Linked DNA regions of Mus musculus: region 2 is linked to region 1. The links are chromatin loops, found by intact Hi-C in ENCODE. Cell type or tissue: left cerebral cortex. All regions are shown on one strand. Each heading gives the region's core, and the rest is flanking DNA. Links, peaks and the distances in the headings are about the cores only. Region 1 holds the start of Cox19 (cytochrome c oxidase assembly protein 19). Region 2 overlaps Ints1 (integrator complex subunit 1).

What was found. Peaks named below come from ENCODE experiments on the same cell type or tissue, not always from the same donor. Only the 100,000 strongest peaks of a DNase experiment are listed, where the experiment ranks them.
Region 2: it touches region 1 in a loop (2.3-fold over the local background); 6 of 42 quality-filtered maps call a loop at or near these places.

The regions. Positions count from the first base shown.
Region 1 is chr5:139,338,454-139,350,472 of GRCm38, forward strand. Cox19 (cytochrome c oxidase assembly protein 19) reads right to left here and starts at 6,713. Exons shown (of 3, transcript NM_197980.1): 1 at 6,619-6,713; 2 at 4,110-4,221. The coding sequence starts at 6,700. In left cerebral cortex, for the core only: a CTCF peak has its summit at 5,782; DNase peaks (open chromatin) are centred at 5,771 and 6,783; H3K4me3 peaks cover 1,477 bases; H3K27ac peaks cover 577 bases.
Region 2 is chr5:139,744,806-139,756,824 of GRCm38, forward strand. Ints1 (integrator complex subunit 1) reads right to left here. Exons shown (of 47, transcript NM_026748.2): 36 at 11,639-11,726; 37 at 11,330-11,556; 38 at 11,072-11,195; 39 at 10,372-10,505; 40 at 10,102-10,294; 41 at 9,269-9,396; 42 at 8,656-8,768; 43 at 7,907-8,020; 44 at 7,416-7,486; 45 at 7,133-7,224; 46 at 6,905-7,014; 47 at 6,477-6,828. The coding sequence ends at 6,713. Among named protein-coding and RNA genes, the nearest start is that of Micall2, 14 kb to the left of the region's middle. In left cerebral cortex, for the core only: CTCF peaks have their summits at 5,952 (motif pointing left) and 6,154; a DNase peak (open chromatin) is centred at 5,916.

The sequences.
Region 1 (12,019 bases), core at 4,431-6,930:
TTTTCTTCATTCACCTGCCCAGGCCTCCAGAGCCCACCCCCACCCCTGATCTAAAACAGGAAAACAGACCCAGAGAGTGGTGTCCTCCCCATAGGGCAAGAAGCCAACAGGTCATGTGAGCCTCACGGTCCCTCCCAGCCACATGGCCGGTCCAAGCTCATAAGGACAGGGGCTGAGGATATGGGTGGGGTCAGGTATGTGGGTGGGGTCACATGACCCCACAGGTGCAAGCTGAAATGGGGAGAGCTAGGACTAGATAAGTGTCCTCATAGCTGTGTGGACTCGCCTGTGAAGACTTTAGGGGTGCACATAGCTGGGGGTAAGACCTCTTCACCCTCACACTGCAGAAAGGCATTGAGGAGAGTCCTCCAGGTCACTGTGAAGGGGTACTTGGAGAGAGGAGGCCAGAAAGTGGTATAGAATGACCTAGCCTTGTCACCAGTGCTATGATCCCAGCACCCGTGAGGCTCTACCGCCTTTACAGCTACGTGGAATACAGCTGCCCTGTGAAGATAGATGGAAACCCAGCACCGGGTTCCCCAGCCTGCCTCCTGACCAGCCGTCCACATGCAGGGCTCTCATGCTGTTGCCCACTCGAGCTGATCCCTCCATCCTCCACGCTCCATTCCCTCAGTAAACGCCCCTCCCCCACCACACTCCACTTCCCGCAGCTCAGAACGCTAGTAGACACTCACAGTGAATCTGGTCACCATCTCTGCCTTACTCACAGTCATGATCCCCAAGGGCAGACAGTCCCAGGGCCCAGGGCCTGTGGGTGCCAATGTCCTGATATGGAAGGAGAGGACCGGCTGGGAGGCCACACTCTAACCAGGGAGACGCCGAGGATCAGAGTCTCATTGGCTCTGGTCAGACAGCAAGCAAGCACCAGGAGGAAAGTGGCTCATGGTCTGGAGATGCAGATGTCCCCACATCTGCCAAAGACAGGGACAGATGTCTCCCCCCTGCCCAGGAGCTCTTCAGGAATTCTAGCTCTGGGAAGCTAAGGCCTACCTTCAGGCCATCTGCCCAGTGGTTGCAGAGATGAGTATGGTAACTGTGGGAGGCTCCTCTGTGGCTCTGAAGCCACAGGTCACAGGCCTACCGAGGCTGGCTCTTACTGCCACTGGATGCTCAGAGCAAGAAAAGGAACAACAACAACAAAAATATCAGCCAGGAAGGACATGGCTTAGAAGACATGGCTCAGCTCCCACGGGTCCCCACCGGCCTGGGCCCAGCTAACAGGAAGACCAGACACTTTAGGTCTTGCTCACATCTGTGAGTCCAGTGTGGGGCAGAAATAGGCTGTAGTGAGGCCATCACAGCCCCTGTCCCAAAAGATGAGTAAACAACGGCCGAGGAGACGGTTTGGTCGGTGAAGTTCTTGCTCTGGACACAAGAAGGGGCCATGCTTGATGCTCAGCCCCCACCGACAGACGGAAGGCCACCAAGGTGTGCTTGTGACCTCATAGCTGGGGAGGTGGAGGCAGGAGCAACCCTGGAGTTCCACAGACAGAAAGACAGCAGCTTCCTCACACGCACACAGACAAATGAATAAGTCAAGCCACGGAATGCTCTCAATGTGCCTCTGTCACCTAAGGGGACACCCCTAGAAAACTGTCCCTGGGATTTCTAAGGCCGGAGACACTAAGATGAGCCCTGAGCTGTGCTCTGGAGCCTTCCTGAGGGCTCTGTGATCCCTGCCTGTCCCAGCAACACTCATTCCATGCCCCTGTCACCTCTGCCTCTCTGGAGGTGGGGGCAGGAGAGCTGCAAGGTCACGGCCAGCTGAGATGTGACGACAGCCGCAGCCCCCGAGGTTCCCCGCGCCCCGGAGGCCCGAGAAGGAGTATTTTAACTTTATTTTCTTACTTGCATTTATTTACAAACCCACCAACCACCAACCAAACCAAAACACCCTTGCCAACACTGGACAAAGCCAGAAGTTTCCTTGGGTGCCTGCACTCGCCTAGCTGAGGTCCCATAGGCCATGGAAGCAGGCCCTTCCCTCCCAACTCTGACGCACGTGTTCTATGTGGTGTCGAGTGTGGCACGGGGACTAGGAGGCCTTGCTTCAGCTCACCCCACAGACAAACAGGCAAGAACCTCTGCTGGTACTGTCCAGAGCCTTGCCAGGCAGACTAGTCACCCCCCCAGAGGATCTCAAAGTAGCCACACCCTCGAAGCAATCATAAGTAGGAGTCCCTACTTATGCATCTGTGCCAGGCACTACGGGCAAAACAATCTGCTCAGGTTTGGAAAGGGGTATGGAGGGGGTACTGTAGACAGAACCCAGGACTTCACTTAACTGTGGAATGCATCACCACTGAGCCACGCCCCCAGCCCCTCACTGGGGGACTCTAGGCAGGGGCTCTACCACTGAGCCACGCCCCCAGCCCCTCCCTGGGGGGATTCTAGGCAGGGGCTCTACCACTGAGCCACACCCCAGCCCTTCACTCAGGGGATTTTAAGCAGGTGCTCTAGCACTGAGCTATATTCTCAGCCCTGTTTTTCTTTCTTTTTTTTTTTTTTTTTAAAGATTTATTTATTTATTATATGTAAGTACACTGTAGCTGTCTTCAGACACTCCAGAAGAGGGAGTCAGATCTTGTTACGGATGGTTGTTAGCCACCATGTGGTTGCTGGGATTTGAACTCTGGACCTTCGGAAGAGCAGTCGGGTGCTCTAACCCACTGAGCCATCTCACCAGCCCAGCCCTGTTTTTCTTATCATTTTGAGATAAGATCTTACTAAATTGCCCAGATAGTTTCTGAACTTATTCTGTAGCCGAGGCTGGCCCCAACCTCACCATTCTCCTGCCGCAGCTTCCTGAGCAGTTAGGATGACAATCCTGTGTCAGGCTCCACTAAAGCTCTTACTTGCTGAATCTGTCCAGCTTGCCTGTGGGAACCTCTCCTTTTGTAGACACCAAGACCCAGGGGTTGAGCTGTGGGGAAGGCAGGAACCTGCTCACAGCCTCCTTCCAGGCTGGGATCACTCTGGCCCTCTTGTAAAGCTCAGCAGAGCCAAGAGGAAATTCTCAGCCATCTGCTGAGGCTCAGTTCCAACCATGAGCTATCTGGAAGGGGGTCACCGCCAGAGCTGAGACACCTACACTGTCACCCCCACATGCCTATGCCTCTAGGACTTGTCTGGGTTTGTTAAACACAAAGAAAGCAGGCTTAAGCGGACCACTGACATCTTGAGAGAGGCTGGGGTGCCTGAGTTCCTGTGTACACAGCGATGGGGACAGGCCTCCTTCCCCAAGGACTGGCGTGCTAGCTGCTTCTGCACATTTACAGTAGAATGGCTCTCGTCCTAAGGCAGAGCGCCACAGGTTTTGGTTTTTGTTCTGTTTAAAAGTAAACCTGGGGCCGGACGGTGGTGGCGCACGCCTTTGATCCCAGCACTCGGGAGGCAGAGGCAGGCGGATTTCTGAGTTCAAGGCCAGCCTGGTCTACAGAGTGAGTTCCAGGACAGCCAGGGCTACACAGAGAAACCCTGTCTCGAAAAACCAAAAAAAAAAAAAAAAAAAAGTAAACCTGGGGTGGGTGTGGGGGTGGCCATCATCATCCATTACTGCTTAAGTCGCCATTGTCCCGGTGGCATTTCAAACAGCTTTCAGAGGACAGCGCGAGGCCATGAGTGTTCTTACTGGGCCGAGAATGTGAAAGGCATGAAAACCTGTTGGGCTCAGTCAGCGCCGCTAGGATCTACGATTCTGAAAGCTTAAAGATGGAGGGACAAAGCTGTGGACACTCACTCTGTGGCTTGTCACTCACGGAGGTTTCCAGGGCCGTTAGCGGCCTCCTCACTGGCTAAACTGTGATTTCTCCTGGCAAACATCAGCCACTCTGCTGTGGCAGGGGCGGTGGCTGGGTTGGTAAAATGGACCCGAGTTCCCTCCCGAGAACCCGAGAAAATTGGGTGTGCTGGTCCCAGCACTGGGGGCAGAGAGGGATCCCTTGGCTTGCCTGTAGTCAGCGACCTAACTAGTGAATCCAGGCCAGCAACAGACCAAGTTCCCAGCACCCACGCGGTGGCTCACCACAATCATGAGCACTCACACATGTGAATGCGCACACACACACACACACACAAATAGAACTCACCTTTGCATCCTGCACATTAAATACTCTTTAGATTCATTTCTGCACAAAGCATTTTCATAGTTCTTGTCACGGAGACACCTCATGAATTTTTCTTTAAAGCTTTTACATTCACCTAGGGAAAGAAGAAAGCCAGCATTCTATTAGTTAAAGAGAAGGCCTGACCCGCTCACACGCTGACTTTAGGAGCAGCACTAGGGTTTCCATCAAAATTCGTTCCCTTTGTGAGGCTGTGGGTGTGGCTCTGAGGTAATGTGTATGTTTGGCATATAGTCCCCTGGGTTCAAATCCCTGTACTTCAAAACAAAAGGGCTGAAAGAAGCTGGGGAGATGGCTTACTGGCTATGAACACTGGCTGCTCTGACAGAGACCTGAGTTTGGTTCCTGATACACACATTGAGCAGCTAACAAATGCCTGTAACTTCAGCTCCAGGCTATCAAAAACCTGCTTCTGGCCACCAAGGGTGCCTGCATACAAATGGTGTATATACAAACTCAGATGCACACACATACACATAAACTTAAAAAAATTATAATAAAGCCGGTCATATTGGCACACACCTTTAATTCTAGCATTCAGGAGGCAGAGGCCGGTGGATCTTTGTACATTTGAGTCCAGCCTGGTCTACGCAGCGAGTTCCAGGACAGCCAGGACTACATAGTGAGACCCTGCCTTTGAAAAAAAAATGAAGAATCAATAACGAATTGAAATAAAAATTTTAAATGGAAAATTTCCCAATGAAATGTTGGCAATGAAATCATAATCTAAAAATAGTGAGATGGCTCAGTGGGTAAACACGCTTGCCACCAAGGCTGACAACCTAAGTTTGATCTCTGGGACACACGTGGGGGTGGAGAGATCCCAGTTTTCCACAGTTTGTCCTCTGACTATATACGTGTCATGGCATATCCCCAAACACACTAAATAAATAAGCATAACTTAAAAAATACAGAGGCAGGCGGATTTCTGAGTTCGAGGACAGCCTGGTCTACAGAGTGAGTTCCAGGACAGCCAGGGCTACACAGAGAAACCCTGTCTCGGAACCCCCCCCCCCAAAAAAAAAACCCAAAAAACCAGTAATCTCTAAAGCTGTCCCTGGAGCTGGAGTCTCTACAGCAGTTCACCGAAGCGTCTAATCTACACTAACAGCTGCCGTTTCTACACTAACACGAGGGCTGAGGGCTGCTGCATCTCTCAGGGCTGTGTGCTGGTGGTAGGACTTGTGGGGAGGTCTGTGTGCTGGTGGTAGGTGGGGGGGGGGGGGATGTCCTATGTGCTGGTGGTAGGCAGGGCAGTCTTTTCTTTTTTTAATTATTGTAGTGCTGAGGACTGGACTCAGGTTCCTGTGCGTGCCAGGCACCAGCTCGGCCTCTGTAATCTGAATCTCCAACTCTCTCCCAGTTTGTTTGTTTTTTTTCTTTCCCATGTTCCAGTTTCCCAAAAGGCCTGTTAACTGCAGACTTCAGAACGGTGACTAGAAATCCTCCAGGCTGGAGGCGTGGCTCAGAGGTGAACACTCGCCTAGCATGTGCCAAACCCGGGCTTTCAGCCCCAGTGTTAGATATCAAAAAGCTTTTTGAAAATATTTCCTTGCCTAATGTTCACGGCAGACCCAGAGCCTGGAGCTAGGGGAGGGTGGGTATGTCCTGCGCTGAGCTGAGCTGCCGCCAGGGGGCCTAACATCAAGCTCCGTTCCAGGAGGCCTGTCACCATCCTATCACATTAGCCCCAAGTCTTACTTGGAGAGCCATGACATGTGGCCCTCTGAAATAGGGGCCCTCAAGACTCAGTTTCTCTGACTGCACCCCCACAGTGCTCTGAGCACGCCCAGCCCCACTACCCGGGAAGGACCTGTAATATTAACTGCTCTGCATCCAGGGTCCAGTACCTCAGACCCCACCCACCATTTCTAGCATCCTGTCATCAACACACATGACAATGCCACCCAGGTCTATAACCCCACACACTGTCCCTCATATTCAGCTCCTTCACTTTGGCTCTCAGACCTTCGATCCAGCACCCTAGGCCCTGTCACATCCAACATCTAACTCTTCAGACATTACACCTAAATCCAGCAACTCTGACCCGGCCACTCAAATCTAGTACCTTAGGCTCTGCCACCCAGATCTACAACCCCAGGCCCTGCCATCCAAACCCAGTGCCCCCAAACCTGCCATCTATAGCAAAGAGACAACACTCCAGTCTCTGCCACCCAGACCCAGCAGCCCAGACCCTGAACCCAGATCCAGTACCCCTGACCCTGCCACCCAGATATCCTGCACCCATAACTCTGTCACCCAAACCCAGTACCCCAGTACCCCTGACCCTGCCATCTAGAACCAGTATCCCAGATCCTGCCACCTACTTCCAATACCCCTGATCCTGTCACCGAGAAACAGCACTCCCTACCACTCAGACTCAGCACCCGAGACGCTGCCACCCAGATTCAGTATTCCTAACTCTGCCACCCGATCCCAGGCCGCCATCAGCCTGTGCCTCGCCTCGCCTCACCGAAGTGGTCCAGCGGGAAGCTGCCTTTGTCTGGGGGCCGCGGCTGGAAGCTTTTGGTCCCGAAGTTCATTGCGGTCGACATCACGGCGAAATCCAGAGCGGAGAGCGACGGCGACGCAGGGCAGATGGCTGAACACCGAGCGGGTCCAGGAAGCGTCGAGCTAGTCGAGCGGACGACTGGCCCCACCCCGAGTCCACCCAGGCTCCACCCACCAAGCCCCGCCTCACCTATCTAGCCCCGCCCCTGCCGTGTTGCGAAAGGATCTGCCCTTGGTTTCCAGCCCTCTGAGAAGCAGAAAGAAGCCTGGCAGTCATCTTTTGGTACTGATTAGCAAATAAGGACAGAAAGATGCAGCCATTTGCCCGAGGACACCAGTCTGTGCCCCGGGATCTTCATCCCACCCATCTGTCTTCCAGGGACTGAGTTTCCCATCTACTCAGAGGGAAAGAAGCACACTAAAGGAGGGGTGGCTAGCTTACTGCCAGTGCCGTGACACAGTGATACAAACGGGTTTTACAAACAGAAAATAAAGCAGGGTGCAGTCCCTCACACCTGTAGACAGCGCTTAGGGGGCTGAGGCAGAAGGATTGCCTGAGTTTTCAGCAAACCTGGGCTATGTAGCCAGTCCCACAAAACAAAAGAAAATCTCCCCAAAGGGCATCTTCTGTGGTTCAAGAGACCAGAAGTCTGATCCTAAGGTGTTGGTCATCAGCCCTCTTGTGGCCTGCTGTCCCTGCTGTCTGTTCCAGGGAGCCCAGGTTCTCTCCCAGCCTCTGAGATGTTCTGTCAATTTTAGGTAATTCTGGGCTGCTAGATATCTCCCTCCGGGGCCTCCACTTCTGGGAACATTCTCCCATGTTTCTGTATCCAAGTATTCCTTTTATGACATTGCCACACCGGGGTAGGGCCATCCCAACAATCAATTCTCTTTCCTTCCTTCCTTCCTTCCTTCCTTCCTTCCTTCCTTCCTTCCTTCTTTGCTGTCTGATTTTCTTTTTTCTTTCTTTCCTTCCTCCCTTCTTCCCTTTCTCTTTTTCTCTCTCCCTCTTTCCCTCTTTCCCTCTTTCTCTCTCTCTCTCTCTCTCTCTCTCTCTCTCTCTCTCTCTCTCTCTCTCTCTTTCTTTTGAGACAGGGTTTCTCTGTAGCTCTGGCTGTCCTGGAACTCTGTAAACCAGGCTGGCCTTGAACTCAGAGATCCACCTGCCTCTGCCTCCCAAGTGCTGGGATTCAAGTTGTGCTCCACCATGCTCAGCTCATCCCAACAATTTTAACCTCTGCTGCTTACATCTGCCACAACATTATTTCAAAAGGTCCTGGGGGCTGGGACTGTGCCAGGTGGATTTGGGGGGGACTGTTCTATGGTAGTGGGGTGCACTCTACTGACTCTTTGCTGTTGTTATGGCAATAACACCCATACCCAGCACCCCTGCTTTTCAGCTTGGGGACAGAGAAGAGCACTCGCACCCTGCCACCCTGCACTGCTGTCAGTGTAGGACATTGGCCGTCATTCCATCTCAGCCACACATGAATGCTATGTTCTACACTACACCAGGCCCTGGCAGTGAGCAGAATGGGCTCAGTGGGCTCCTAGCAGCTCCTTGGGGCCAGCTCTTCCTCTACAGTCCCTTGATGAATCCCAACATCACTGACGCAGAAGCAGAAACAATTCCCAGGGGCTGCAGAGAGGTGCTTGACCGGCAGATCTACTCAGTCTCTCCTGTCTTGCTGGACTCCCCTCCTCCACAGGCACTGGATCCCATCCTGCCTTCCTGTCTGGGAGGCTGGATTTAGCAGATCTACAGGCTGCCTTCAGAGGAGTACCATCTCCCTGCCAGACCTCCAGCAAGCCCATTCCAGGTCTGCTTCCAATCACCTCTCAAAACGGGGCCTGGAGGGATGAACTCAGCTGGCAAGGACACTCACTATAGCAACATGAGGACCTGAGTTCAAATCCCTAGAGCCTCCCACCCCCACCCCCAAAAGCCAGGCTGGGTAGCATGGGCCTCTAATCCCAGCATTGTAAGGGGTGCCTTGCTGGCTGCCAGCCTGGCTCCAGGTTCAGCCAACACCCTGTCACAAGGGGATAAAGGGGAGAGAGAGAGCAGGGCAGCTGATGTCCTCCTCTGGTTTCCACATGTGTATGGGGTATACACATCTCACATCTGCACATCAGAGAGAGAGAGAGAGAGAGAGAGAGAGAGAGAGAGAGAGAGAGAGAGAGTTATAGAGAGACTTCAGAAGGAAAGCTGTACTTTGTTGATATCATAGAAACAGCTCTTTTGCACCTTTCCCATGCCTGGGACCAGAGGCCATACACTGAGTTATTCATTAATGCTTTCTGGACTGTGAACAATGGTGTCTTTTATGACTCAGCAAGCAGCCCTTTTCCACTTAAAATAAGAAGACATCTCTGTCCCTGGGGTGGCAGACCTTCTGTCAGGCATCCCAAAGAACCAAGAAAGCAGCAGGGGCTGGTGTCTGGGCTATGAAAGCAACTTTTAACCTGCCATTCCTCGGAAATGGCTACTGCCTTGTATGAATGCTTTTGTGTTATTTGTTTTGGTTTAAGATGGGTACTCACTGTGCAGCTCTGGCTGGCCTTGAACTCACTAAGTTCTGCCTCCCTCTGCCTTGGAAGTACTGGTTTTCCAAGGGTTGTGATCAAAGGTGTGTACCACCCTGCACAGTGTGTGTGTGTAGCTGGATACACCTGTGTTTGTGTGTGTGTGTAGCTGGATGCACCTGTGTGTGTGTGTGTGTGTGTGTGTGTGTGTGTGTAGCTGGATGCACCTGTGTGTGTGTAGCTGGATGCACCTGTGTGTGTGTGTGTAGCTGGATGCACCTGTGTGTGTGTGTGTAGCTGGATGCACCTGTGTGTGCACATGTGGAGACCACAGAAGGACGTCAAGCATCTTCTTCCACATTGCTTTGAGGTGGGGACTCTCTGGATTGGAAGCTCATCATTTTTGGCAAAGCTGGTTGGCCAGCAAGCTCTCAAGATCCATTTGTTTCTGTTTCCTAGATGGGGTTGCTGGCATGCACAGCCATGCCTGGCTTTTTATGTGAGTGTTAGGGATTCAAACTCAAGCCCTCATGGTTGTGTGAAAGAACTCATGACCACTATTCCAGTCCACTCAGGCTGACCATGGGAGCATGGTTATGTCCTTAGACTGTTAGTGTTCTACACCTGGGCTCTTCCAGGCTACCCAGGCTTCCTCCCAGCAAGGCACTAGGGCCTCAAAACTTGGTGTGAGGGGCTGGTGAGATGGCTCAGCAGGTAAGAGCACCCGACTGCTCTTCCGAAGGTCCGGAGTTCAAATCCCAGCAACCACATGGTGGCTCACAACCATCCCTTACGAGATCTGACTCCCTCTTCTGGAGAGTCTGAAGACAGCTACAGTGTACTTACATATAATAAATAATAAATCTTAAAAAAAAAAAAAAACTTGGTGTGAACTATATCTCTCAATACCCTAGCTTCTGGGGTGCTAACAGCATCCATACAGTGTGGGAAATACAGACCCCTTCTGATAGAAGATGACAACATCGTATTACTCAAAGAACCTATGATAGGGACCATCTATGTGGCCACCTTTGGTGGGTATTGACCTCCACACCAGGTCAAGGATAGATGTAGCCCGAGCCAGTCAATCAGAGCTCTGCATGCAGGGATAGCCTGGGGCATCCCTCAGTCTGGCCCCACCAAGTCTGATGAGAACAGACCCTCAGTAGATTGAGTAACCGTGGGAGACAGTTGGCGCCACACCTTTGTTGGGTGTGGAGAAATTCCATAAAAATTTAAAAAAAGAGAACAGCCCCAGGGCTGGGGACTTAGCTTAGTAAAGCTAAGATTTAATCCTCAGTGTGTGTGCGCACACGCGCACACACACACACACACACACACACACACACACACACACACGGCCTGATGGTGCACCCCTGCAGTGCCAGCCTGCACTCTGGGGAGGGGATCAGGTCAACTTAGTCAACCTGGGGTACACAAATAGACCCTGTCTTTAAACACTTAGGATGGGGATGCAATTCAATAGTAGAGTGTTAGGTCTCAAACCTGGGGAAAAATAACTAAATGGAGGTACCTATTTAACATATCAAAGCAGACCTGGCTGCCAGGTTCTCCCAGCATCCCTTGCCTCCTACTTGTTATAAGGTGGGTATGGCTGGCATATCATGCCCTCTGTCCTAAACTTCTCCCGCTGAGGGGCTGGGCTGCTCTGCCCCACAGCTGAATTTCCCTCTATAATCCAGCCATTTTGGTTATCCGGCTCTTTTCACGTCCCCTTTACTCTCTTAGCCCTCCAGTCTCTACCACCCCTCTCCTCACATGGCCCTGCTCAGGGTCATGTTCACTTTGGACTCTCCCAGATGCCCCTGCCTCCAGTTATGCTTGCCCTCATATCTACAACAAACTTCCCCATCCCTAGGAGAGGTCATATCCTTCCTTTTTATTTCTTTTTTATTCTTTTATCGAATACCTGCCTAGGATCCCCCAGTGAGGGGCTGGGGGCATGGCTCAATGGTAGGGCACCTGCTTAGCAAGCAATGGGTTTGATTCCCAGCAATAACCACAAGAAATGATAACAAACTCCAGCACCTTCGCTCAGAATCTACTTTGCAACTCTCATGGCTGTGCAGTGTCAAGTCTTACTATATAGGACGCGCTGCTCCAGAGCTCACACTCCTCCTGCCTTAGCCTCTCCAGAGCTGGGGTCACAGGTGTGCTCACCTCCCTCCATTCTGCCCTCATATCTTTAGCCGATTGCTTTGCGACAGCTTAAGGCGGGGAACAACAGAAACACTCACCCCACCACGCCCAGCACAGCAGAGGAGGCCCATGTCTAATTCTGGGTACACAGTCATGTAAACTCTTTCTCCCTCCCTCCCTCCCTCCCTCCCTCCCTCCCTCCCTCCTTCCCTCCCTCCCTCTCTCAGTGCTGGTAGATGGAGCCCTGCTCCTGGTGCATGCTTCAGTAAATGGTTTGCTGCTAAACTGTGCCTTGCTGCTAATCTGCAACCCAGAATATGTGCTTTATGTATGTGGCCTATGTATATGCTATATGTTAATATATATGTATATGGTAATAACATTATACATGTGGAGAATAGATGGGCAAGCTGTGCAACCGTGAAGACTTGTGTTCCATCCCCAGTACCCATGCAAAAGGCCAGGCAAAAAAGCATGTGGTACACATTAGTAATGCAGCTGAAGAGGCTGAGGCAAACACCCTAGAAGGCTAGCTGGGCAGCCAGCCTAGCAGAGTTGGTGAGCTCCAGGCCAGGGAGAGAGCCTGTCTGAATCAACAAGGTGAGGCTGGGGAGATGTGGCTCAAGAGTTACATGCTTGCTGTGCAAGTCTGAGGATCCCAGATCCTATGTGAAGAG
Region 2 (12,019 bases), core at 4,487-6,986, 410 kb after region 1:
TCCATCCAGCCTGTGGAAACAGCAGCCTCTGTGGCCAGGACAACTAGCTATCTGTGGGTTCTCTGATGTGTCCCCAAACACTAGGCATGCTGGAGCTTTTCAGTCTGCTGGCTAGGGACTGAGTCTTTACCAAGAGAGGGTGGGTATGGGCTTTGGTGAAACCCTTCTGCTTGGCTCCCTTAGGGCAACTTAAGCCTTTACTACTAGCTACATGCCAATAACTCAGTGGCACCTACGAGACTCCAGTACATATGTGCATATGTGCACGTGTGTGTTTATGTGTATGTGATGTCTGTGTGTGTATGTGTGTGGTATGTGCGAATAGTGTGTATGTGAGTGCATTTATGTGAGGGTGTGTGTGTGTGTGTGAGTGGCATATGTGTGGTGTAGTGTGTGTTACGGTGTATGTGTGTGTATGTGTGGTATGATGTATGTGGGGCGTGTGTGTATGTGGGGTGTGTGTGTGGTGTGGTGTGTGAATGTGGTATGTGTATGGTGTACGTGTGTGTGTGATGTATGTGTATGTGAGTGGTATGTGTGTGTATAGTGTATTGTAGTGTGATTCCACAGGGCCAGACAGCAAAGACCTTTGGGGACAAAGTGGCTGAGGTTGCCACTGGATCTGTGTCATGAGGCGCACACTAGCACACGTGTAGGCAGGACAAGGGTCCAGGAAGACTTCTCCAAGGAGAGAATGTTGGAACTGAGCCCTGAAGGATATGTGCATCAGCCTCACTTCAGAAGGAGGAAGAGCCAGAGGGCCAGGCATGCAAAGGCCCTGGGGTAGGGATGGGCAAAACACAGGACCACAAAGCGGCTTGGGAGAGAGCTAGAGAGGACAGCACCCTGCCCCAGCCTCGTTGGCCCTCTGTGCACCCCATTTTTCACTCTGGCTGAAGCAAACAAGGTTCCAAGGCCAGCCCTGCCCCATCCCAATGCGGGGAGGGGTTTGGAGATCTGGCCTGTCCAGTTGGTGTCTTGCTGAGTGCCTTCCCTGGCCTGAGATGGGACTTCCAGGCCAGCCTCAGTTTCCCTGCTGTGACACTTCTTCCTAAGGGAGCAGAGGTGGGGATCCAGGGGAGCTGGGGAGATGGCTCATCTGTAAAGTGCAGGCTGGTCAGAGGTGTGTGCTGGCTTACAACCACCTGTAGCTCCGGCTCCAAGGGATCTGGTGCCCTCTTCTGGCCTCTGAGGGTACCCTCACATAGTGTGCCCCTGAAATGGTGGTTGGCTCAGGGCTGATGAGTGGAGACACCGGGATAGCAGGAAATGAGCAGGCACAAGAGAAACAGAGCAGCAAGGCCCAAAGTGAGCTGTTTCTTGCAGGACTGTCAGAGCCTTGAAATCACGATGCTACCCAGAGGTTCCCCACGTGACTTTACTCACAAACTGTCTGGATGGCTGGGCGGGAGGTAGCAATCTGGATCCCATACAGAATCCACATGGAGTCTCCTTCCCTAACACCCAAGACCACTGTACCTGTGGCTCCAGGCCGGGGAGGAGGGTAGGCGGTGAATCCTGTTTTCAGGCCCACTAGCTAATTAATTAGGCTACATGGAAGAGTGCTGGCCATCATGGATGCATTAGTAGCTTTGAGTGACCTTACGGACATTCTCTCTCACCTCTGTTTTGGCCTCTAGGAGATGGGAGACACTGGCCAGCTTTGGCCACGGGCTGCTTCCAACAGCCAAATTTTACATTTCATTACAAATGGCTTTGCTGGGCATGCCCGTAACTTTTACATTTCCATCCACTTTATTATTAATGGCTTTCCTGAACTGTTGCAGGCCAGCGTCGCACACAATGTGTTATAAATATTTGATCCCGCATCTAGAGTCGTCCATTTATCATTTATAACGGGTTACAAAAACATTATAAAACATTTACCGCACATTTATAGATCATTCTCGGCTACCACAACGATGCGCTATAAATACATTATTAATCCTCTTCATACCATTGATAGGAACCCCTTGTAATAGGGCCCGGCCTTCCATACTCTCAGCAAACAGTACTTGGTGCTGAGGGCAGCAGGACCCATGGACGGAGGGAACTGGCATGTGCTGTTGGCTGTGCGGCCCTGTCAAATCACACCTCCTCTCTGTCCACACAGCACCAGAAGCTGGTGGTGTCTGCACACCATGCATTTCACACTCTTATCCCACAGCCTCCCTATAGCTCAAAAGTGTGCCTGAGGGCTCAGCCAGCTGGGAATCAAGCAGGCCCAAATCCTGGCCAACCCCCGCTGTTACCCACCCTCCTAGGAGACTCCTCAGCTCCCAGGGGGACATACCCTACGCAGCTCACGGGGGGGGGGGGGGGTCCTTACAAAACCCCATGGTCCCCTGCTGTCCTGCCACCAGGGATGAGGACATCAGGGATCCAGCACTGTCCCCAGAACCTCTGCTCCCAGGACATGTGACCCAAGCAGGAGCTGAGTGCGGAGCCGTGGATAGGCAACAGACCCCTCTACGGAGGTTTTGTTGGGGCCCTGGGCACAGCAGAGGTTCCTGCCCTGAGGCAGTCCCTCTCTCTGGGTGGCCGAGTGTGGCTGAGCCTTTGCTGAGTGATATTTGAGTGAAGGCATGGCTTCTAGCTGGCCTTCCTTTCCCCTGGTCCTGGTCTCCCTTTCTGGAGCTACAGGAAACAAACTTCTTTCTGGGCAAATAAATGCCCAACAGGGACAGCGAGAGTCCTGAGTCCCCAGCAGAAAGTTAATGAATCGATGAACTCACCTGGAAAACTCCCCTCTGTCCCTTAAGGTCCCTTCAACATGTTACTTTCTCATGCTTCCAGTGAGCCCCAGCGGACCAAGAGCCAAAAAGCTGTCCTGCCAGATCTACAGCTGTGCAGAGGTGAAGGAGAAATCCAGGACTTCTGCCTGAGCCTGCCTGTCCTCCTGAGTATCTAGCAGATCGCCTTCCAGGAGGGAAGAGGCTGCAGTTCCAGAAGTTCTCCAGGTACGATCTAACTTGGCACAACCCTAGCCTACCTGACCAGGCTAACTGGGTCAGAGTGCCTGGCTGCCCTCAGGAAGAAGTGGGAAGAGGCAAGTCCCCAGAACCCCCCAGTGTTTAGCTGCCCACCCACAAACACAACCTTGAACCACTATATATAGCCCTCCCTGCTCTGTCAGCAAGGCAGAAAAGATGAGTGGCCCTGCTAGGTTGAGTGTGGTATAAACTGTCCCCAAATGAAGGTCACAGCTTACCAGAGCTCAAAGCGAACCCCAATGGCTTTTTTTTTTAATGGCAAGAAATGGGTAGGCTCATTACCACGACACCACGCCCCAAATCAAGGCACCAGGCAGCAGCCACAGGGAAGGAAGTGGACTTGGGACACTGTCCTTTAACCATCTTTCCTTCCTCCTCACAATGAAAAGTGGCCGAGGGCTGGTGAGACCCTGGGCCTAGTTTGGGGTCTCCTGGGGGACTGCCCCACTGCAGTGCGATAACCCAATTCTTCAATCAGAACAGAGTTGTCCTGCAGTTCATCAGGTGTCCCAAACCTCTGGACTTTTGATGGTGGGGAGGAGGTAAAGTCAAGAGCTGGGGCACGGGCTGTGCTGGGATCTCTGCCCCTGTGCCCTTCTGCATTCTGTGGGTGTCTGTCCTCGACTAGCCTGGTCTGCCATGTCATACTATGCAGAAATTCCACCAGACAGCCCCTCACTGTCAGGGACCCTGCAGGCACCCCACCACAGACCTTTCTGTGTAGGTCTGCCCTTTCATCTCAGCTAGGCTACACTGAATTGAGGACACACTCGCCTTTTTGTCTCCCAGGAACTATGGAAGTCATTAGCCTGGTGCATGCACAGGCAGGGACCCTCTCGTCCCCAGGCCCTGGCCCCAGCACCTTGGCTATCTGGGACATAGACTAGGAAGTATCCTTATGCAGTGAGCATGGACTACAGGGCACCCTCTACCTGGCCCCACCCCTCTCTCAGCATTTCATGGGGACAGCTTCTCTGCTCAACCCTGCAGCCTTGTGGGAAGTGAGTACTGCCCATCACAAGGAGGGGAAACAGGCTTGAGAGTGGCCTGAGCATCAGCAGCCCCTCTGGGCTCAGGTTCAAGGCCATGATTGACTGTTTTAGTCCTTCCAGCAGGCAGGCTCACAGCCCCAAGCTGGGTCTCATTCCCAGGTTGACATTAGCCTCAACCTTCTGCCCTTAGATCAGACAGACCTGGAGATTCCAGCCCCACTACCAGCCTTATGATCCTGATGAGTGACCCTGTACACCTCACACACCCCGTATCCAGAACCTGGGATTACCCACAACCCTGCCCTGTCTTGTGAGCCCCAGAACTGGGTGTGAACAGACCCCTGCTCTCTGCACAAGTGACTAGGCTGGGAGCCCTGCTGCCTCTAGTCTCTGTCACACCAGGACTAGCGTCTTGTATATGACAGAAGGGAGTAGCTGAGGACAGGCACCCAGCTGCTGTCTGATATAGCAGAAAACACTTCCCAGGCCAGATGAACCCACATGTTGCCTTTGGTGTCCATGAGCTCTGGGTCTCTGCTGCATTAAGGCTGTGCCACATAGCCAAGCAGTGGTGGCATACACCTTTAATCCCCAGCACTTGGGAGGCAGAGGCAGGCAGAATCTCCGAGTTCAAGACCAGCCTGGTCTACAGAGTAAGTTCCAGAACACCTAGAACTACACAAAGAAACTCCTGTGTGTGTGTGTGTGTGTGTGTGTGTGTGTGTGTGTGTGTGTGTGTACACGTGCGTGCACCATGTATAAGAAGCCCAAGCCAAGACCCAAGACTCAGTGGACCGGACTGTTGAACTCCAGGCCTTGGCTGGATGCCCATGTGGGCAGTGCCCTGGATTCCTGCACCTGCCCAGAGCCAGTCACGGCTGTCTAGCACCCATACTGTGGTGTGAGGCGGGGCAGAAGGAGGCACTAATGTGATGATCCAGACACAAGCTCTTCCATCACGACGGAGTTCCCATCATCATCCCAAACTTGTGGGGCAGGAAGGGAAGGCACCACTCGCCTTCTGTGTAACTCAGATCTAAGAGAGAAGGCAGTACTTGAAGACAAGCACATGTGCCAAGGGACAGTGACCGAAGTACAGGCTCAGGGCACCGAGTGAGCAAGGAGATGGAATGTGCACGTGCCGACTCCTGGATGCCAGGCTGTGCTTCCACTCGGTGCCCTGACAGGTGGAAGCACACTGTACAGTGGCCTGCACTGGAGACCAGTGGCTGCCACGCTGGGTGGTGTGGACAACCTTCCCCTCTCTGCATGGGGGGACTGGCTCACACTGAAGAGTCGCTACCCAGCTCTAGGGGTCCTATTTAAGGGCCCCTAGGGTAGAGCCCAGGTGCCATGGACAGGCCCTGCAGCCTCTCAAAAGGTGTGTGTGTTGGGAGGTGGGGGTGAGGGGAACCTGGTTTGGTTGGAGCTGGCCTGGACCAGAAGCCAGAAGGCTAGAGAGCAGTGATGTGAGGGCTGCGGGTGTTAGCAGGGTACACAGGAACCTCCCTGTGTCCAGTGCCCCCAGCTACCCAGAGGCCATCACTGCCAGCCTACCTGTTCATGGAGAGACCATCACCTACACACGTACCTGCTGCTTTGAGTGGGTATATGAAGACCTGGTGAGGAACTGGCTACCTGAAGCTGACTCCTGTCCCTCAGTCTTTGCCCAACCTGGTCCCCCAAAACACCCCAGGAACCTTCCTAGAGACAAAGGCAGCCTTGGCCCATTGGTCCCCAGTCATCAGATCTACACTGCTGTGGAAGACATGAGAATGGGAGACTGGCAATAGTGGCAATGCATTGGGAAGGTGTGTGGGCAGGCAGGGCTGGCTCAGTGGCCAGGATAGGACCAGGAGTTGTACAACTTAGCCTGTGTAGCCCAGGTCATTGCCAAAGGCAGAATGACATCTGGGGAACCTGAAGCTGGTTTTTTAGGAAACAGTGCCCCCTGGTGGCCAGAGATGGAACAGCCAACCACCAGGGACAACCCTGCAGGGATAGTCAGGGGGAGGTGGTCTGCACCCCTAGGAAGGGGTCCTGGCCACTCTGAGAATGACTCTGATCTTAACTTGGAGCACATGAGTCCACCAGAGACAAATGCTCTCCACAGAATGGTCCACTATACACCAGCTGCAATCAGCACCCTGCTGTCCCCATGGTGGGTGGGAACTGGAGGTTCATCTCTGGGGCCACCCACACTTGCCCAGAAGCACAGGCTACTAGGGCCATTCCTGCCTGAACCACAGGGCTCTATCATCTGTTTAGGGTGAGGCCACTCCGCCCGCCTAGCTGAGCTTGGGGTAATGAACCCAGAGCCAAGCAGGCTATACCACTGAAGGCAGCTGCCAGTGTAGGTAGCCTGCAGGGTAGTCCGTCAGGGAACGCCTCAGACTCTGCCTCCCAGGCCTCTGCTCAACACCGTGGAAGTCTTATACCAAGTACAGGAACCCACACCACACTGGCCAGGGACAACACAGGACACCACACAGCACACAGGCACTCGAGCTTCATTGAAACTGCCCTCAGTGCGCCTGCCTTGCTGGCAGAACAGCCTCTCTCCATCATATCTCCTGTGACTCCAGGACAGGAGGAGCACTCAAGAGGACTTTCAGTACCAGTGGATGCTCCAGCCTCAAGGGGCTCAGGGCGAGGCTGTCCAGGGCAGGTGTGTCTTGGACAGGCTGTCTCGCTGGTGTGGCTTGGAGGCCTGGCAACAGGAGCAGTTCACATCACAGCCTCCATGTGTAGGATCTTCAGGGCCTCTGATATCTGGGCGCTGGTGTCAATCTGGCCGTACACGCCCACAAGGAAGGCTCTGTGCAGCAGGACAGCCGCGTGCTCTGTGGAAGAGCTGAGGTCAGACAGCTGTGGGCCAGCCTCCCAGGGCAGCAGGCAGGCGCTGGGTGGGCGACTCACCTTGGCAGAGCAGGGTGTACTCTGGCAGGTTCCTGAGGGCTGTCTGTACCACCTCAAAGTCTCTGCTGCCCAGGCAGTACATGAAGGTGGGCAGAAAGTCAGCAGCGATGCTGCAAGAGACATGTTCATGGGTCACTGCCCTCTGGCCCAGGACCCATATGCACTGACCTCCTATGCCTGGCTCAGCTAGCTGGGGTGACAGTGGCCCTAGGCTGGGGCTTCACCTACCTGGGGTTGTTCTGAATGGAGCGCAGTGCTAGGCTGAAGGCCAGGTTGCGGCAGGACTCCTCCGCTGAGCTCATCAGCCGCTGCAAGTTGGTCTGCTCACGTGAGAGAAGAGTGTCACCGTGGGGACTCACCCTAATGGTAACTCTTCCACAAGCTGTCACCAGGGCAGTGGGACAGCCCACTTGGCCTCCTGCTTCTGTCTGGGGCAGTGCTTCGCTTGCATGGCAGAGGGGTGAGTACTGCCCTTTAGACCCCAACCTGGGCTCTTTCCAGCCTTACTCACCGAGAAGAAGCCCAGGACCTCAGGTCTCCGCCGCGACATCTCGTCTATGTCACTCAGGGTCTCGAGCACATCTGAGGGCAAAGACCAGGCTGTGGGGTCTATGGGGACCTAAGGGGAGCCTCCTACCCCAAGCAACTCTGAGACAGGAAGGGACAGTCCCCAGGCATCCTAGTTTCCCAGAGTCTCCCCAAGATGCACCGGGAACTGTGTACCATGCTCAGTGGTTATCCTGACTAGGACATATCCTATGCCTTCCCCATTTGGCCTCACACTGGTCTCCTGGGAAGCCATGACCAGTGGCTCGCCCTGTAAAATGGATACTTGGAGCAAACCCCTTTAGTCCACCCTGGTTCTGTTCTGAAGACTGACAGACCTACCAGCCACCCTGTTGGTCTTCCTTAAGAAGCTCAATGCGTTTGGGGGTCCGTTGTGCTATCTAAGCAAACTGCTCAGTGGATCCAGGGTGGTCTAGGAACAGGGGGCTCACTCACCCTCAACAGCCCGGCCCCGGGACAGCCTCTTCATGTGAGGAGCCACGTCGGCTACAGTCAGTGGGGTGGAGAGGGAGACACTGACCAGGGGTAGGGAGCCGGCCGAACGCTCATCTGTGAAAGGTTAGTCAGGGTCAGGTGATGGCTGAACACTGAGGGCCCAGCCAGACCTGCAGACTCTATGGAAAGACCATGCCCATCCCAGAGGCACACTGGCCACTATCCAGGGTGCCACACTATGCTTAGTCTATGTGGTGGTCAGGACTGGAGGGTGGCAGTCAGGATGCGGGCCAGTTTAGGAGTGCATTCCCTCGCCTCTGCCCACAAGGTGCCACTCCACATGGGAGGCTTGTGTCTGTGCAGCATGTCCACTATGAAGGACCTTCTATGTGCCTTCAGGCAGCCCGAGACTACAGTCAATCTGGCCAACAGAGGCAGCAAAGGGTAGCGTCCCACCTGTGGAGCATGAGCCACCATCAGGCAAGTGAGGTAGGTGTAAGACCTTGACCTAAGGACCAACCTGCCCGGGCAGCACACGGGAAACATCCAGAAAGGTAATGTCTGAAGCAGAACCAAGCATTTCCATGAGGCGGCTCTGTTCAGTCAGCTTGGTCATGGCACCGTGCGCGTACACGCACGTGCGCATACACACACACACACACACAGAGGACAGATGAAGCTTCAGGGCTCAGCCACACCCACCAGGACCCTCCCTACAACCCCCCCCAAGAGCTCACCTGTCTGCTTACCTTCGCCTTCCTCATCCAGGCCTTGGTCAGTTCTCCCATCCCGGCTGGGCAGGCTGAGCCCTGCCAGTAAAGACTTCAACATCACCAGGTCACTGTTGTCAAAGGACAGGTCACTGTGGAGGAAGCACGGGTTCACTTCAGAGGAGGGCAGGCGGGGAAGAGTGCCAGGCAAGGAGAAGCAGCAGGGCAGGAAGGAGGGCCTGGGGTTAGGCAAGTGCAAAGAGAAATGGTAGGGAGGAGGGGTGAGTGAGGAGGAGTGAATAGGGAGGAGGGGTGAATGGGGAGGAGGGGTGAGTGAGGAGTGAATAGGGAGGAGGGGTGAGTGAGGAGTGAATGGGGAGGAGGGGTGAGTGAGGAGTGAATAGGGAGGGGTGAGGAGGAGTGAATGGGGAGGAGGGGTGAGTGAGGAGGAGTGAATAGGGAGGAGGGGTGAGGAGGAGTGAATGGGGAAGAGAGGTGAGTGAGGAGGAGTGAATGGGGAGGAGGGGTAAGGAGGAGCAAGTGGGGATGAAGCTGAAGGCTGCAATTCAGACCAGAACATTCACTGTCTGGACTGCCCCTCCTGGCTCCAGTGTGGGGCCACTGGCCAGCCTGGGCAGGTGTGGGGACTCACTGGAGGGGCTCTGCGTGCTTCTGCAGGAAGGCCACGGCTGCTGGTGCGCTGCAGCCCACGTACTTGTGGATGAACTGAACGAACTTGCTAATGAAGGGAGCCAGGTGGCGGGAGGACTTCCGGTAGTTCTGTAGAGAAGGCAGAACCACCAGAGGCTTCCTCAGACCCTCTACACCATACATGACCCCCATGACAGCCATGAGCACAGAGCTAGCCTGACTGGGGCCTGATGTTTTGTTTTTTATTGAACGAATGTTTTGCCTGAATGTATGTCTGTATGTCTGTGCACTACATGGGTGTCTGGTGTCCTGGAACTAGAGTTTCTCATGCTTGTGAGCCACCATGTGGGTGGTGGGACCCAAACCAGGGTCTTCCTTTGCGAGAGCAGCTAACGCTCTCTAATCTCTAAGCCCTCCTTCCAGCCCCTGAGTCAGACCCTGATATTGCCTCAATATTATAGCCAAGGCTGGTGCAGAACTTACAATTCTCCTGCCTCAGCTACCCTCGTGCTGATTGCAGGTGTGCTACTCTGACACCTGGCTGGCCTGGCTTTTGTTTTCATAATATTATGTATATACTAGGCATATGACACCAACAAATAGCACCCATGGGACTTGAATGTGGATTCCCCAGGCAGGGGATACTGGGGCTTAGGAGCCTCAGTGAAGAGCTGGTCTTCAGACAGTGGAGACAGAAGCCACTGGGCAGTGGCCTGGCTTTGGCCCTGGCTCCAGGCTGTCCTGTAGGAGCAGAAGGGAGTCAGGCAAGGACAGGAGGGGCCATGGGAGGATGTACGGCTGAGGAATGTGGGGGACAGTCTGCCTGGCACCCACCAGGAGCAGGCGGATAAAGGATCGCAGGCAGTCCCAAAGCGCCCCCTGGTGTTCGCTCTGGAACACACGCGGCTGCAGCAGCTCCAGGATGCCCAGCACATGCAGGAAGAAGGCCAGGTGGTTCTGCTGCCGGAACTCCTGGAAGTTCAGATGAGTGCGGCCGTGCAGGAGGGCTGCGATCATGGGCAGGTGCCTGGGCAGAGCAGAAGAATGTCCCTGGTTACACCTTCCCCCGAGTCACCCAGCACCACAGGCTGTGACAGCACGCACCTCAGCAGCAGGACGGGGTGGGCCACAGCCAGCTTCCGGCAGGCCATGTTGGCGTCAGCCACTCTGCTCTCAGAAGACCGGGAGTCGCTGGTGTCTGCCAGGAGCGTGATGAAGCGATGGACGAGGCCGTCCAGCTAGGGGGAGGGGAGACTACTTGCCTATACACCGTCTGAACTCCCCCTACCCCCTCATGGCCCAGGACATCACGCAGCAGCAGACACACGCTCAGCACGGACACTCTAGCGATCACACCAAAGGCAGGAGCTCATGTGGCCCCTCACACAAAACTCCAGAGGACGCAAGCTGGTCTGCCCTGCTGAGGCACAGTGGAGCTGGCCAGAATGGGTAGGAGGTGGAGACCTCTGGGGTACTCTGGGGTGACAGTGCACGACCCTCGTGATGGAGGCCATGGCCCCATATTGTCCACATGACACACATGTGCTGACTCCTGTCTGCCCACAACCTGGGTACAGAAAGGGGAAGGGGCATCCCTCTGCCCCAAGCTGCATCCAGAGGAAGAGCCTAGCACAGTAAGGTCTAGCTCTGGTGAGGTGAGCTAAGGTGAGACTGATGGCACCCCCACTCCAGGCTCTATGGGGACTATGCCCCTCACCTTGTGGTGAGGTTGATGGTGCAGCCCCCCCCCCGCACCCCATCCTCCAGCCCCCACCCCCTGCTCTGTGGAGACTGTGTCCCTCACCTTGCAGATGCTGCTGCTGGTGGCACCTTCACTTTGCAGCAGGACCTCGGGCACTGGCACCCGGACCTCTGGCCGCTGCAGGTACAGTTGCAACAGCAAGTCTCGGCAGCGCTGGCCCAGCACACTGGAAAGAGCAGAGGGGAGAGGGACTGGGTCACTGGGATGGTGTGGCCAGGGGAGGGACATGTACTGAAGGAGCCACTCCCAGGTGACACAGCAGCCATCTATGGCAAGGGGACACAGTGGGGACTCAGGTACCTGTCCCCCCATTGCTGGATGCAGCTGGTCAGGTGCTCGGTCACTTTTCCAATGCTCTCATCATTGCTACGGCAGCAGCTAAGCAGCAGGGGCAGCCGGGTCTGGATAAGGGTGCGTGCAGCACTGTCCCCATCCTGGCTCCTGGTCTCTGCCTCGGACAGGATAAGCTCCACCAGGCTGAGCAGCTCTGGGCCCTGCACGTGGAGCACCAACTCCTCCCGCCGCTTCTGCAATCAGGAGGCTGCAGGTCAGCCCCAGGATGTGTGTGCAGCCACCACCCATGGGTTGGGCTAACCTCTTGAGACCTGCCTGTGGAGTGCGCTGGTCCCGGCCCTGCCAGATCCGGGGGACATGGATACAGGCCCAGAGGAAGTCCAGGGATGCTGAAGGGTCGAGCCTGGGAGGAGCAAGCAATGCCAGGGTAAAGTTCCTAAAAAAGGGACCTCAGTAGAGGGCCACCTCTGTCCTTCTGAGGAGTCCCTAGTCTTTGGTCTCCCTGACCCACACACTCCCAGGTCTTGTGTTTGTGAGCTGGGCACCTGATGGTTCCTATGAGAAAACTCAAGCACAGCCTGTGCCCACACTATGGGCCTGTCACAGTCAAGGGACCACAGGCTGGATGGGCAGCTTGCCACAGCTCTTTTGCCTCCTGTACCATGGCGTGGACGTAAGCCAAATTCTCCACAGACA